Linked DNA regions of Homo sapiens: region 2 is linked to region 1. Evidence: read pairs that join two places in POLR2A ChIA-PET (ENCODE). Cell type or tissue: IMR-90. All regions are shown on one strand. Links, peaks and the distances in the headings refer to the core of each region. The heading gives the core; the rest is flanking DNA.

Region 1 (2,918 bases), core at 177-2,676:
TCAGCTAAGGTCTCTGTGGCTAACAAAGGCATGGTACGTTCCTTCACTGTGTAGCAAGTGATCCATTATGGTCTGGGAAGTGAATTATGGCTAATCAAATAATATGATTAATAGCGAATAATATGATTAATAGCAAACTACCATGTGTACCATTCACAGATTATTCTAAGACGTAGAATAGGCCAGGTGCCATGTCTCAAGCCTATAATCCGAATGCTTTAGAAGGCCGCGGAGAGAGGATCACTTGAGGCCCTGAGTTCGGGACCAGCCTGGCTAACATAGGGAGACCTTGTCTCCACAAAAAATTAAAAAGTTAGCCAGATGTGGTGATATGGAACTGTAGTCCCAGCTACTTGGGAGGCTGAGGCAGGAGGATTGCTTGAGGCTAGGAGTTCGAGGCTACAGTGAGTCATGATTGTGCCCCTGCACTCTAGCCTGGGCAATAGAGTGAGACCCTGTCTCGAAAAAAATGTTTAAAGAATAAATAAAAATTAGAATAAAATGTTTTTACTACTAAAGCTACGTGGAACATAATTACACTTCTCTGAAATAGTTCTGAATGTAGATTTCTTAATTATGGTACATCAGCTTTAACTTTATAAATACTAATTATCTTTGCAGTGCTTCTCTAACTTCGGTGAAGACTTTTTAAAAGAAATTTCCAAACCATTACAGACTGATGTTTTGTAAAACACAAAATCATGTGCTTGTGTGATATCACCACATTGTCAAACAGCTATAAAAGTTCTTAAACATTTAATCTCATTTCCTGTACTAATCTAATTGTGGACTGGTAGTGAAGTATTGTCCTACTGGCACTGGTTAGTAGACAAATCTGCATTAGTTTCCCAGAGCTGTCATAACAAATTACTGCTTAGTGAGTGGCTTATCCAGAAATGTATTCTCTCACAGTTCTAGAGGCTAGAAGTCTGAAATCAAGGAGTTGGCAGGGCCGTGCTCCCTCTGAAGGCTCCAGGAAAGACTCTTCCTTGCCTCTTCCACTTCCTGATGGCTCCAGGCATTTCTTGGCTTTCGGTAGCATCACTTGAGTTTCTGCCCCTCTTCCTACCGCCTTCCTTCCTGTGTGTTTCTCTGTGTCTCTGTGTCAGATGTTTTTCTTAAAAGGACACCACTTATTGGACTTAGGGTCCACCCTTAATCCAGTATATCACTTCACCTTAACTAATTACATCTGCAAAGACCATATTTCCAAATAAGGTCATATTCCAGGGTTGTGAGCGGACATGATTTTGGGAGGACGCTATTCAACCCAATTCAGTGGACCGCATGTAAAATCACATAGCCTGAGGGCAGCTGCATGGGAAGTGTGTTTAATGGAAAACTGTAAGAATGATATCCAACATAGCTGCTTTGAGGATGCCTTTGAAACTATGGCAATGCAAATTTAAGATGAGTTTGTATGTGTAGGTAGAAGAGTTGAAAATGTACATACCCATTATGATCAGTCATGCAAAGGAAAATGTTGCCTTTTTATTTCCTTTAATCGATTCGGCTTCTTTCATGAACTTTTATCCCGCTGAGAAGGGGAAAAACAAAAAACAAAATTGAACTTAGTTCACTGCAGTCAACTCAGTGTGAGCCAAAAATTTAAACAGTTGCATTAGATAGCTCAGTCTGTTGGATGACTCAGTCTTTCAACATTCTCCTGCTTATCCTCCTTCTCTTCAAAGGGGACTCTGTTGCTAAGTCCCCCTTATTAGTATAACAGAAGTAAACCATGCTAAAATATGTACTTTTGAAATCATTGGTGTGATTGTTACACAATGTTGAAAATTTTAAAGCAGACTCTCTGCTGTTGAGTTTTAAAAACGAGGTAATATTTTTTAAATGATGTTGCTTTTATTCTTATTTTTTTTGAGACAGAGTCTCGCTCTGTTGCCCAGGCTGGAGTGCAGTAGTGCGATCTTGGCTCACTGCAACCTCCGCCTCCTGGGTTCAAGTGATTCTCTTGCCTGAGCCTCCGGAGTAGCTGGGACTACAGGCATACACCACCTTGTCCGGCTAATTTTTGTATTTTTATTAGAGATGAGGTTTCACCATGTTGGCCAGGCTGATCTCGACCTCCTGACCTCAAGTAATTCGCCGCCTCAGCCTCCCAAAGTGTTGGGATCACAGGCGTGAGCCACCACGCCTGGCCTGATGTTGCTTTTAATATGGACAGGATGCATACATATATCCTTCTGTGCCCCAGGAATAATTTCACTATATTTTATAAGCATCACAGACCTCAAGTTCCTGAATTTACTAATGGATTTTACCTGGTTTCGCATTCTCTCTAGGGACTTTTAACCTGGTTTGTGTTAGACAGGTTCTTTCCCTTCCTCAGCCTTTATGTGTCTTCCAAGAGGTAGAAATCTAGTTTCATGGAGCAGAAAAGTGGTGAATTCTGTGGAATTGGGTGTGTCCCAGCTGCCTGCATGCCCCGAACGATAGGGTCCTATACTCTTCTGCTTCACAAGTTACTGATTTAGGAAGGCCTTTAAGTTGTCTAATAATAGCAAAGAGTTATGTTGGAGATTACAGCTATGAACAATCTCAGGCATGTGCCTCTGCTCCCACAAGGGCAGTTCATATTAGAAACTAACTCTATCCTTCGTCATCGTGCACCCTGGAACAGATCACAGGCCTCTTTCCAGTTGTCTTTTGTATGTTGTGTATGTAAAAGAATTCCTTAGATTCTTTTCTTGGCAGCATTTGGAAAATAATGTTAGGAATCAGAAACAGATTTGTTATTTCTGTGCTGAAACAAGTGCATTTTTCAAGTGAGCTAGTAAGCAACCATTTGCTCTGGAAGGTCCCTAGCCCCTTCTTAAATCTGGTAATAAGCTATCAGATAATCAGTGAGCAAAGTTTATGCTAGTTGATTCTGAGCACCATTTTGAAAGACTTTTAAAAAT
Region 2 (2,918 bases), core at 205-2,704, 190 kb before region 1:
AAACTTCAACTCCCACTATTAGTTACCCCATTTCAAATTCCTGAGAGTATGATTTTATTGAACCCAGCTCTAGTGGGTTAAATGTCTCTCCCTCCAATATTCATGTCCAGTGGGAACCTCAGAATGTGACCTTATTTGAAATAATATGGGGATTTTTTGTTTTGTTTTGTTTGTTTGTTTTGAGACAGTCTCACTCTGTCACCCAGGCTGGAATGCAGTGGCGAGATCACGGCTCACTGCAGCCTCGACCTCCTGGGCTCAGGCAATCCTCCCACCTCAGCCTCCCGAGTAGCTGGGACTATAGGCACATGCCATGACACCCGGCTTATTTTTGTATTTTTTTGTAGAGATGGAATCTCACTATGTTGCCCAGGCTGGTCTTGAACTCCTGGGCTCAAGCAGTCCTCCTGCTTCGGCCTCCCAGTGTGCTGGGATTATAGGTGTGAGCCACTGCACCCAGCCTAAAACCCAATCTTTATTGCATCTCTTTCTGCTAACCAACTGGCTTCCTTACAATAAATAATTTAATTTATTACAATAAATATTTATTGATTGACATACATTATTTTCTTCTTTAGTAAGTATTATTACTGATTAACAGATAGTAATTTGAGCCTGAAAATAGTGGGTTGTATAAGAACAGGCAGTAGGATAAGTTTGGCCCGTGGGCCATAGTTTGCCAACTCCTGCTGTAGAAGAGAGTTGCTGTTGCTTGTTCACCAAAAATAAATCTTACTTTCCTGAGAGGACCCTAATTTCCTTCTGGGAACTTTTCTCCTAGCCCCACCTGTCATTGAAAATGATCAGCGTGCACACTTCCAGTAACGCCACAGAAGCATGAGGCCCTGGCTACAGTGATTGGATCCATCTGAGTGAATATTACAGTTGCATGGGGTCTACTTTTTCTTTTTTGAGACAGAGTCTTTCTCTGTCGCCCAGGCTGGAGTGCAGTGGTGAGATCATAGCTCACTGTAGCCTCGACCTCCAAAGCTCAAGCAATCCTCCCACCTCAGCCTCCCGAGCAGCTGGGACCACAGACACATGCCACCATACCTGGCTAATTTTTAAAATTTTGGGTAGAGATAAGGTCTCTCTAGGTTGCCCAGGCTCATCTCAAATTCCTGGGCTTAAGCATCCAACTGCCTTGCCCTCCCAAAGTGCTGAGATGACAGGCTGAGCCACCATACACCCTGCCTCATTTTTCTTTTTCCACAGGAACCTGTGGTGATAAGGAAGATGTGAGCCTGGAGATACAGAAGCTACCACATGAATGTTAAAAATGAAGCTGACGCAGCAAAAGGCAGTGCCAAGGAACTAAAAGAAAACAAATTTTGATTACATTTTTGGAGTTCCTGGGTCAAGCAGTTCATGACACTGAGGCTTTTCCGCTACATGAATAAGTACTTTTTCTTTCCCGTTAAAGTGGGTTTGTGCTGGCTTCTCTATCACTCACAACAACTGGATACTAACTGAGGCAACACTTCCTACCTCTTACACACATTACACCCATAAAACAGAAACAACATCTAAAATTAGATTTCAACACAGCTACCAAGCAGAAAAGTTCAAATCAACAAGTTATGGATAATGTTTTATTGAAACTACATTTCTCCTCCCAATGTGAGTATGGTGTTGGCCAACATGTTGCGTGTTGATTCTGCTTGCCTTTGTGTCCTACATATAGGATGTGTACTGTGTAATGAATCGTTTCTTCATTATTTTTCTCAGCTTGCATGGTTGCCTCCCTCACCTCCATTCACAGAGCTCACTGTGACAGCATTCAACCTTGTCTTGGTACAAGTGTGTAATTTACATAATAGTCGCCTCTGTACTTTCCTCAGTAACTTAAACAAAGAAGACCATCACTCACTGTGCTTGCCTTTCAAATTAGATTTGATATCAAATTAAAGTCTCATTTTATTAAGTTTCTGAAGCCAAAGTCTTTGACCTATGAAAGTATGTTTCAATTATGAATGGAAAAGAGAAGCTTTGTGTTATTAACAGGAAAAGAATTCAAGTGTGATGGTTGTGTCAATGCCATTGGGACATGCCAGTAGTCAGTAACTCAACAGACAAGCCTGCTAGACCTGCTTTACTCATTTGTGGCGCTGTTTCTTCACTTTCTACTGACTCCCACCTGTGTTTCATAATTCTCTACATTGATATGGTTTATTACTTCTCATAGGGATCTTAAATTAATTGTGCAACTCGTTAGAGTCTCTTTATGTAAAATACATAGTCTTCATACTATTAGAATGTTACAATCTGGACCTACCAATGTGAACAAGTGAAAAAATGTGCTGTTTATTTTAACCAGCAGTGGTGTTTTAGTTAGCTATTTATCTCCTTATCTCCCAAATCTCAAAAACACTCAGTAGTTTACAACATGAAGCTTTTTTTTTTTTTTTTTTGCTTACAGGTCTGTGGGTCAGCTGGGATAACTCTGCTTCAGACTGTGGGTCATCTTGGCTTGGCAGACTTTAGGTTAAACATAAGACTGTGTGTCTCATTCTGGGGCCCAGACTGAAGGGATAGCAGCTAGCTGGTGCATGCTGTCTTCGTGGCAATCACAGGGGTGCGAGAGGCGGAGCTGAAGGACGCAAGCACATTTAAGTCTTTTGCGTGTGTCATGTTCAATGACATTCCATGTCCAGAGCCAGCTACATGGGTGGATCATGAATAGAGGGGAGAAATACACCCCACCCACTTCAGTGAGCTTTAGGTTTACATGACTGAGGGATGGAGGGAAGAATTTTGGACAATAATCTCATCTAGTACATATGGCTTCAATTTGTATGAACCCTATCTCTACTCCTCCAACCTTCTGATCTCAACTGCTATTGCTAATATGACCTGTGGGAGCGAGAGGACTTTCTATAACTAGGCTGAATTTTAAAGGAAGAGAATGACTTCCAGAT

Evidence for each region. Peaks named below come from ENCODE experiments on the same cell type or tissue, not always from the same donor. Only the 100,000 strongest peaks of a DNase experiment are listed, where the experiment ranks them.
Region 2: POLR2A ChIA-PET joins it to region 1 with 11 read pairs; 4 of 35 experiments call an interaction of 5 or more read pairs at or near these places.

Annotation. Positions count from the first base shown.
Region 1 is chr6:138,540,326-138,543,243 of GRCh38, reverse strand. It overlaps a transcript of NHSL1 not described here. Among named protein-coding and RNA genes, the nearest start is that of NHSL1, 42 kb to the right of the region's middle. In IMR-90, for the core only: no CTCF peak of the experiment used is centred there; DNase peaks (open chromatin) are centred at 1,653 and 2,613; H3K4me3 peaks cover 358 bases; H3K27ac peaks cover 2,227 bases.
Region 2 is chr6:138,725,791-138,728,708 of GRCh38, reverse strand. CCDC28A-AS1 (CCDC28A antisense RNA 1) reads left to right here. Exons shown (of 3, transcript NR_161205.1): 3 at 1,216-2,918. Among named protein-coding and RNA genes, the nearest start is that of NHSL1-AS1, 36 kb to the right of the region's middle. In IMR-90, for the core only: no CTCF peak of the experiment used is centred there; no DNase peak of the experiment used is centred there.